Regions from separate parts of the Homo sapiens genome. Here region 2 is linked to region 1. Evidence: read pairs that join two places in POLR2A ChIA-PET (ENCODE). Cell type or tissue: PC-9. All regions are shown on one strand.

Region 1 (4,000 bases):
TACACAGTCATTTGTAGTTAGTGACTTGAGGCCCACAGTTTCCTTTCTTTCTTTATTTTTATTATTATTTTTTTGACACAAAGTCTCACTCTGTCACCCAGGTTGGAGTGCAGTGCTGCGATCTCAGCTCACTGCAGCCTCCTCCTTCCAGGTTCAAGCAATTCTTCTGCCTCAGCCTCTCAGTTAGCTGAGATTATAGGCAGGCACCACCACACCTGGCTAATTTTCATATTTTTAGTAGAGACAGGGTTTCACCATGTTGGCCAGGCTGGTCTCGAACTCCTGACCTCAAGCGATCTGCCCGCCGTGGCCTCCCAAAGTGCTGGGATTACAGGCATGAGCCACCATGCCCGGCCCATGGTTTGCTTTCTAAAAGTAAGCTGAGGAGAGTCAGGCCCATGATGGAAAAATTAAACAAGAAAACTAAACTTGGAAGCCTGGACATACAAGGTTAGAGTTGAGGAGACATTAAACTGGACCTCAAAGAGGTTGAAATGGGCCTCTCAGTGCACGAAAACCCTCCCTACAGTTGAGGCCAAGCTTTTATTGAAACCTTTACAACTTTTTTTAGTCTGTACATTTTAAAATATGAAAATTAGTATTTGCTGTGAGGAGAGCTATTAATAAACACAAGCCTGAGGCTCACACACCAAGTGGGTGTACGTGCACAAGCATCCGGAACAATCCAGTACAGAGCTATGAGGATTTGGATCCAGAAAATTCTGGGGTGGAGCTTGCCCCGTCTGTGACCTGGCATGAATCATTCCATCTCTTGGATCTCTGTTTCCTTATCTGTGGTGTGGAGAGGTCAGACTAGATTCCCCAAGGGCTTTTCTGTCTCTGATAGTGTTTCTAGACCCCACATGGACACTGTGCAGTCATTTTCCTAAGGTCGAGCGCTGTAATTAGTATCCTTGGGAAAGAAACACCCAGGATGGTGCTGGACGAGCTCTTTGAAGACCTGGCTTGGTAATAGGGCTGGACACTGTCTTTTTAATATTAAGATTAATTGTGATTACTGTACTCAGGGTTTTCCTGTGCCCCTTTCCCCAGAAAGATGAGTGCTACATGCTTTTGGCCGACCTCATGCTTCAGTGCTTGACAGCTGCATCCAGGTCCTGGCAGGCCGGCACTGTGGTGAGATCCAGCTCCGAGGTGACTTCATATAGCATGTGCTTGAAGCCCGCCTACCCAGACTTGGATATTTATAGCAGGGGAGCAGCTAGAAAAAAAAAATTAAATATGCTACACCCTTCTTTATACGATGTGGGACAGAGACAGGCATTGTGAGGAATTTCAAAGGCAGAGCTGTATAATCCAGCAGGATATTTTTAAATGCTGTTTGTTGCCATTGGCAGGGCCGGTGTTTCAAAGAGGAGGGAAAATGAGAGTAACTGAGGATGACAGGCTGCCAGGAATGCTGAAGGCCGAGACATGGAGCTCCATGCTCCGAGGTATACAGGCTCTGAACCCTGATGTACTTCACAGTCACATAGCTTGAATAGGGCTTGGGCAGGTCAGTATGAGAGGCTGGGGAAATGGGGTGGCTTGCCTGTTTCTCTTCCCCAACCGGCCCATCTACCCGTCAAATCCCAAGTTGAAAATTGATGAAATCTTCTGGAGAGGCAGAACATATGGCAAAAAAAGAGTTGCTTTTGTGAAAGCCAGGGACCTGGTTGTTTCTTCTTCAGCCCATCTCAGCAGCCGGGTAATTAAAGTTGTACATGGGGACACAATTTGGAAGCAAGTTGCTTGCAGCTGTTCTTCTGGACTTAATCCACTTGAGTACCAGCTGGGCAGGCCAGGACTATGCTGGGACCCAATTCAGTAGCAGGTGAGAAGGCCTCAGGGGTAGGGCTGCCTCTGAGAAGGCATCGCAATGTCCCCCACCTGTCCAGTGGGTGCTTGTAAAGTATTCTAAGTAGTGTTTTCTACCACACTGGTCTTTGAGGAGACAAATGATGATGGCGGGGGTGGGGAGTCTGAGGACTGTGTAGGGGAGAGGCCAGGAGTTCTGTTTGGGTTACATCCGTTTGTTCACCCAACAAATATTTATTGAGGACTGTGTGCTGGGCACTGTTCCAGGAGCTGGTGATGCAACAAATGAATAAAAGGGGCCTGAAGGAGGGCAGGGTGCAGGCCCTGTGGATAATGAGGCAGAGTGAGGGGAATCACCTGAGGCCAGCCTGGCTGGAGAAGACAGCTCTAGGCAGAGGGAATAGCAAGCATTCCTGGTGGGTTCAAGGAGCCACCAAGGAGAAGCTCCTTCCGTGCGGCTGGGGCGAGTGTAGCAGGAGATGTGGTTGGAGAGGAAATGGTGGGGTGGTTAGTGGGGTAGGCCATTGGGTAATAATTCATTGGCTTTTAGTTCTGAGTAAGCTGAAAAGCATTGGAGGGACTCAAGCACAGAGTGACTTGATCTGATTTGTATTTCCACAAGGTCACTCTCTCTATTGTGTTGGAAATTGACTTTAGTATCAAGTGTGGACGCAGCGGGACCAGCCACTGGCACTTGCCAACAGCTTGGATGTGTGAGGTATGAGAGAGGAATCAAGGATGACACCAAGTTGCTATGGTCTGAGCCCTGGAAGGAGGGAGTGGCCATTGACTGAAGTGGGGAAAGCTGTGTATGGAAGAAGCAGGACTGCACCAAAGATCCTAGTGCGGTTTTAGTTGTCTGTCTCAAATCACATACAGATATCAAATAGGTTGGGCCGGGCACAGTGACTCACACCTGTAATCCTAGCACCTTAGGAGGCTGAGGCAGGTGGATGGCTTGAGTCCAGGAGTTCGAGATCAGACCGGGCAACACGGTGAAACCCCGTTTCTACAAAAAAATACAAAAACTAGCCAGGTATAATGGTGCACATCTGTGGCCCCAGCTACTTGGGAGGCTGAGGTGAGAGGATTGCTTGAGCCCAGGAGGCAGAGGTTGCAGTAAGCCGGTATCACACCACTGCATGCACTCCAGCCTGGGCAACAGAGTGAGACCCTGTCTCCGAAAAACAAATAGGAAGTTGGCTGGGAGACAGGCCACCTTGAACTTCATTAGTCATATGATGGATTGAAATATTGCCCTTCTTTGCCCTTCCAGAGGGTGGGCTCAGTATAGCAGGGCTGCATAGAGACTCAGACAATAGAGATTTAATTTTCAGTCTTACGATCTTTGGCTGATGGCCATAAAAGCCCCTGAATTTTGCTTTCCAGCTTCTTTGTAGGCAGCCAGCAGCCTTTAATAAAGATCATCAACTCTGTTGTTTCCTGTCATTAAAATGGGGGCTGTTTAATTAGTCCAATTGTTCTGTGGATCATTGTGACTTTGCGTCTGTGTCCTTCAATTCTGGGAAAGCAAGACTCCATTTTTCAGGCAGCTTTGGATTCCTGGAGGTCAAGTGTGGGTCTGAAATTTGGCCGGAAAAAGAACGCTCTTAGGTGGCTTGAGAAGGCATGGGGCCTGGAGTGGTGTCCGAATGGTTTGGGAGTATCCAACCGCCTGTTGGATGCTTTGACCTCGGCTGCTCAGGAGGGGCAGGGTGCAAAGCCTGGCTAAGAGATGGGGTCTGAAGGAGTTGTCACTGTCTGATTGCCAGCTAGATAGCTGAGGTCTCTGCCCTCAGTTTTCCTCTTCTGTTAAATGGGGTTGCCATAGTTCCTAGCTGATAGGGTTGTTGTTTCAGTGGTTTTCAATCCTAGATTCACGTTAGTATTATCTGGATAGCTTAAAAATAAAAGTGTCAGCCAGGCATGGTGGCTCAAGCCTGTAATCCCAACGCTTTGGGAGGCCAAGGCAGGCAGATCACCTGAGGCCAGGAGTTCGAGACCAGCCTGGCCAACTTGGTGAAACCCTGTCTCTACTAAAAATACAGAAATGAGGCGGTGTGGTGGCAGGCGCCTGTAATCCCAGCTACTCGGGAGACTGAGACAGGAGAACTACCTGACCCTGGGAGGCAGAGGTTGCAGTGAGCGCAGATCACACCACCACACTCCAGCCTGAGCAACA
Region 2 (4,000 bases), 170 kb after region 1:
GGACTGTAATCCCAATAAATCATATGCTTTCTGAGTGCAACAGGGTTGTTTTTTTTGTTTGTTTGTTTGTTTGTTTGTTTTCCAGGCTGCAGGGGCCTCTTAAAACCAAGGCCTTGGCTGGGCATGGTGGCTCACGCCCATAAGCTCAGCACTTTGGGAGGCCGAGGCAGGCAGATCAGGAGGTCAAGAGATTGAGACAATCCTGGCCAACATGTTGAAACCCTGTCTCTACTAAAAATACAAAAATTTGCTGGTCATGGTGGTGCATGCCTATAGTCCCAGCTACTCAGGAGGCTGAGGCAGAAGAATCGCTTGCACCAGGGAGGCGGAGGTTGCAGTGAGCTGAGATCGTGCCACCTCACTCCGGCCTGGGTGACAGAGCAAGACTGTCTCAAAACAAAACAAAACAAACCAAGGCCTTAAGAAGCTTATACTCTTTCATTTTTTAAAGGGGGGAATAATAGCTTTCTCAGTCCTAGTTCCATTGAGGGGCCTTAGGAGACCCTTGGATTGAACAATCAGGCTCACCTGTATGATTAACTTAAAGGCAGATGAGAGAGACTGTTATGGCACCTGGGTCTAGCATCCCTATTGCAGCTGAATTGGCCGTGTAACCTTGAGCAAGGCGCTTAGCCTCTCTGGGTTTCCTTTTCCTCCTCTAGCAATGAGAGGAGGTGGTCAGGGATTTCCCATGCTTCTCATATAAAAAGACCCATTTCCATTGGTCTATTTCATGTGCTGCCCTTTATGTACACAAAGACAAATGCTACCAGAAAGCCACTGACCTTTTTAAGTGGCTTTGTCCATCTCTGGGATTTGTCTGCATGTATGCATATGACGGTATTTAGGTTAGGCCTTTGGGCTGTTTGCAGCATTTGAGGACAGATCAGGGGTTGCTGATCCCTTGAAGTAATTCTCTGCTCACCCACCCTCGCCACCACACACGTTCATGACCCAAGGCCTCTGGGTCTGTGTTCCTTGCTGTTGCCCCTTCCCTTGTGTGAGTTTTTTCACTGCCAAGGCCAAGAGGCTGCACTGCCAGAAACAGTTTCCAGCTCACACTCGACATAGTGGTTGCATTTGTTTTCTCTGTTTTATGAGCTGGGATGGAGTGGGTGGTGGGCAGCCTGCTGGCAGACTTTTGCAGGCTTTACATGTTTATACTTGCTGTGGGGGGAAGGCAAAGAGTTGGCTGGACTTTCAGAAAGCTGGAGCTGAGGCATTTAATAGAACCAGATTCCTATAGCCCTTTTTGCTATTATATATTTTCTCTGTCAACAGACACTAAACTAGTAATAATAGTTAACATTTATGGAGAAGTTACCATGTTCCAAATATGATGGTAAGTATTTTACATGCATGCTTCTAGCTGTTTTGTGAGGTGGTCCTATTATTTATAACCATTTTGCTGATGGAACAACTGAGACCGGGAGAGGTGAAGTAACTTGCATAGACCCACATAGCTGAACTCATTGGGAATACACTGGATTCCAACCCAGGCCATCTCCCTCAGGAGTCCGTGCTCTTGGTCACCATGCAGTAGGTACAGCTACTATCGTATGGAGTCTGTGAAATAAAAGCAAAAGGGCTCTCACAATGAAAGGAGTTAAAAACCACGAACTTTGGCAATTTCTTCTTTAATACAAAATATGGCCCACAGAGGATGACGATCTGCCCAAGGTTATAGAGCAAGTTCAGTTGTATAAAAGAAACTAGAACTTTCTCCCAGTGAGGATGCCACAGGGAAGGGGTCTAGGACCTTCGGATCCCTTTGCCAGGAGCATGCATGCAAGCCATACACCACTCTAGGATTCACCAGACCGTGTGCCACCAGGGGCGAAATGCCAGCTCTGTGCCAGCGCCGCCTGCCAGCCCCTACCAGCTTTGTCCTAGCCATCAGCTGTGGTCTTCCACAGCAACAGTCCTCAAAGTGTGGTCCAGGGACCCCTGAGGTCCCAGGGACTCTTGCCAGGAGTCCACAGGGCCAAAACTATTTTCATAACAAGAAGTTATTTGCCTTTTCATTCTTGTTCTCTCACAAGTATCCAGGAGACTTTTCTAGAAGCTGTGTGATATCATGATGTCATCACTCTGACGGCAAATGGGACATGAGCTTGTGCGTTCATGTGTTTAACATTTTCTCAGTTTTAATTTCTGATACAGCCAATATCCGTAGAATAACACACATAAACAAAAGCTCTTTGAGGTCCTCATTAATTTTTTTTTTTTTTTTTTTTGAGTTGGAGTTTCACTCTGTCACCCAGGCTGGAGTGCAGTGATGTGGTGTGATCTTGGCTCACTGCAACCTCCACCTTCTGGGCTCAAGCAATTCTCCTGCCTCAGCCTCCTGAGTAGCTTGGACTACAGGTGTGTGCCACCACACCCTGCTAATTTTTGTATTTTTAGTAGAGATGGGGTTTTGCCAAGTTGGTCAGGCTGGTCTCAAACTCCTGACTTCCAGTAATCCGCCCACCTCAGCCTTCCAAAGTGCTGGGATTACAAGTGTCAGCTGCCATGCCCGACCAATTTTTAAGAGTATATATAGAGTCCTGAGACCAGGGAAAAAATTGAGAACCACTATTCTGAGGTATCAGATCCAGCTAAGGAAAAATTCAGCAGGCAGAAAGGCTGAACAAAGGGAGCTTTTTCAGCCCCGACCCGGTCTCCTGGCTCTGGCCCTGCAGATATCTGCATTCGGGCACGGAACGACCAAGCTCAGCCTACGGGAAACGCAACAAGCGGGGAATGAGAACTTCTTTGGGATCTTGAGGATGGTGCACACATCAGTCATTCTCAGCCTTGCTCCTTCAGGCCCTCTCACCCTGGAGTTCTCACACAGCCACGCTGTTGCAGATGGGAGTTTTTAAAGGGGTTTTCCAGAATGGCCAGACATGCAGGTCCAGCTCATCTCAGCCTGCCCAGCAGACTCCATGGAATTATCAGGAAGGAAACAGTAGCCTGGAACCCACAGCCCATGGAAGGCATGTTCCTGAGAAAGTCCATGAATTACTTCTCTTTTTACCTTCCCACAGATCCCAGGCTGGGGAGGTGGGTGGACCAAGGAGTAAGGCCTGAAGGGATCAGTTTGGGGGCCTTGTTTGTACATGTGGGCACCAGCCCCTCCCCAGAGGCAGAGGGCTAATCTAGATTTCTGTATATTGAAAGAGGCAGAGGGCTAATCTAGATTTCTGTATATTGAAAGTATTAATCAGTTTTCATTCAGGAAGCAGCATTCTGGGTATTGTAAGCAGGAGATGATTTAATGCAGGGAGTTGGGGGTTCACAGAATCATTGGAGGAGCTCGTGGAGCAGGGTGTAGGCTGAGCATCCAGGAATGACGAACTCGCCCATTAGGGGAGCTGCTCCCTGAGACAGCGCCTGGAACTGTGAGTTTGAACAACACCTCTGGAGCTGCAGTTCAGGAGTAAAGCTGGAATCAAGAAGGCGTTGCAGCCAGGCACGGTGCCTCATGCCTGTAATCCCAGCATTTTGGGGGCCGAGGTTGGCAGATCGCTTGAGCTTAGGAGTCGAGACCAGCCTGGGCAACATGGTGAAACCCCATCTCTGCTAAAAATATAAAAAATTAGCCAGGCATGGTGGTGCATGTCTGTGGTGCCAGCAATTTGGGAGGCTGAGGTGGGAGGTTAAAAAAAAGAAAAAAAGACTTTGCTATTGCTTTTATCATTTCACCATCACTACCACTACTCTGAAGCCTCAGATAGGTGGAAACTGGACTGGAATGTTCTGTAGGAAAAAAAAACCCTCAGTTTTCATGACCTGGTTTGCTAGCAAAAACAGACAAAGGGAACACAAAGGTGGCCTCTGCCTCCCATTCACTTACCAAATTTCATGCAGCATATCTTAATGATAAAACCTAATTTCCAGAATCCCAGCTGCAAAGGAGACTGGGAAATGCAGTTTTCAATTTTCCACCTCACCAGCCAAGATGGTAAAGTGAGGGCTGAATGAGCCCAGTGTATACCCAGTGAGTCCAGTGTAT

What was found. ChIA-PET counts read pairs that join two places held together with the same protein. Peaks named below come from ENCODE experiments on the same cell type or tissue, not always from the same donor. Only the 100,000 strongest peaks of a DNase experiment are listed, where the experiment ranks them.
Region 2: POLR2A ChIA-PET joins it to region 1 with 8 read pairs; 30 of 35 experiments call an interaction of 5 or more read pairs at or near these places.

What each region holds. Positions count from the first base shown.
Region 1 is chr11:34,343,510-34,347,509 of GRCh38, reverse strand. The region is part of intron 1 of ABTB2 (ankyrin repeat and BTB domain containing 2); the gene reads left to right. Among named protein-coding and RNA genes, the nearest start is that of ABTB2, 12 kb to the left of the region's middle. In PC-9, no CTCF peak of the experiment used is centred here; DNase peaks (open chromatin) are centred at 809 and 2,439; H3K4me3 peaks cover 1,470 bases; H3K27ac peaks cover 4,000 bases.
Region 2 is chr11:34,177,318-34,181,317 of GRCh38, reverse strand. The region is part of intron 3 of ABTB2 (ankyrin repeat and BTB domain containing 2); the gene reads left to right. Among named protein-coding and RNA genes, the nearest start is that of NAT10, 74 kb to the right of the region's middle. RefSeq lists an enhancer at 407-606. In PC-9, no CTCF peak of the experiment used is centred here; no DNase peak of the experiment used is centred here.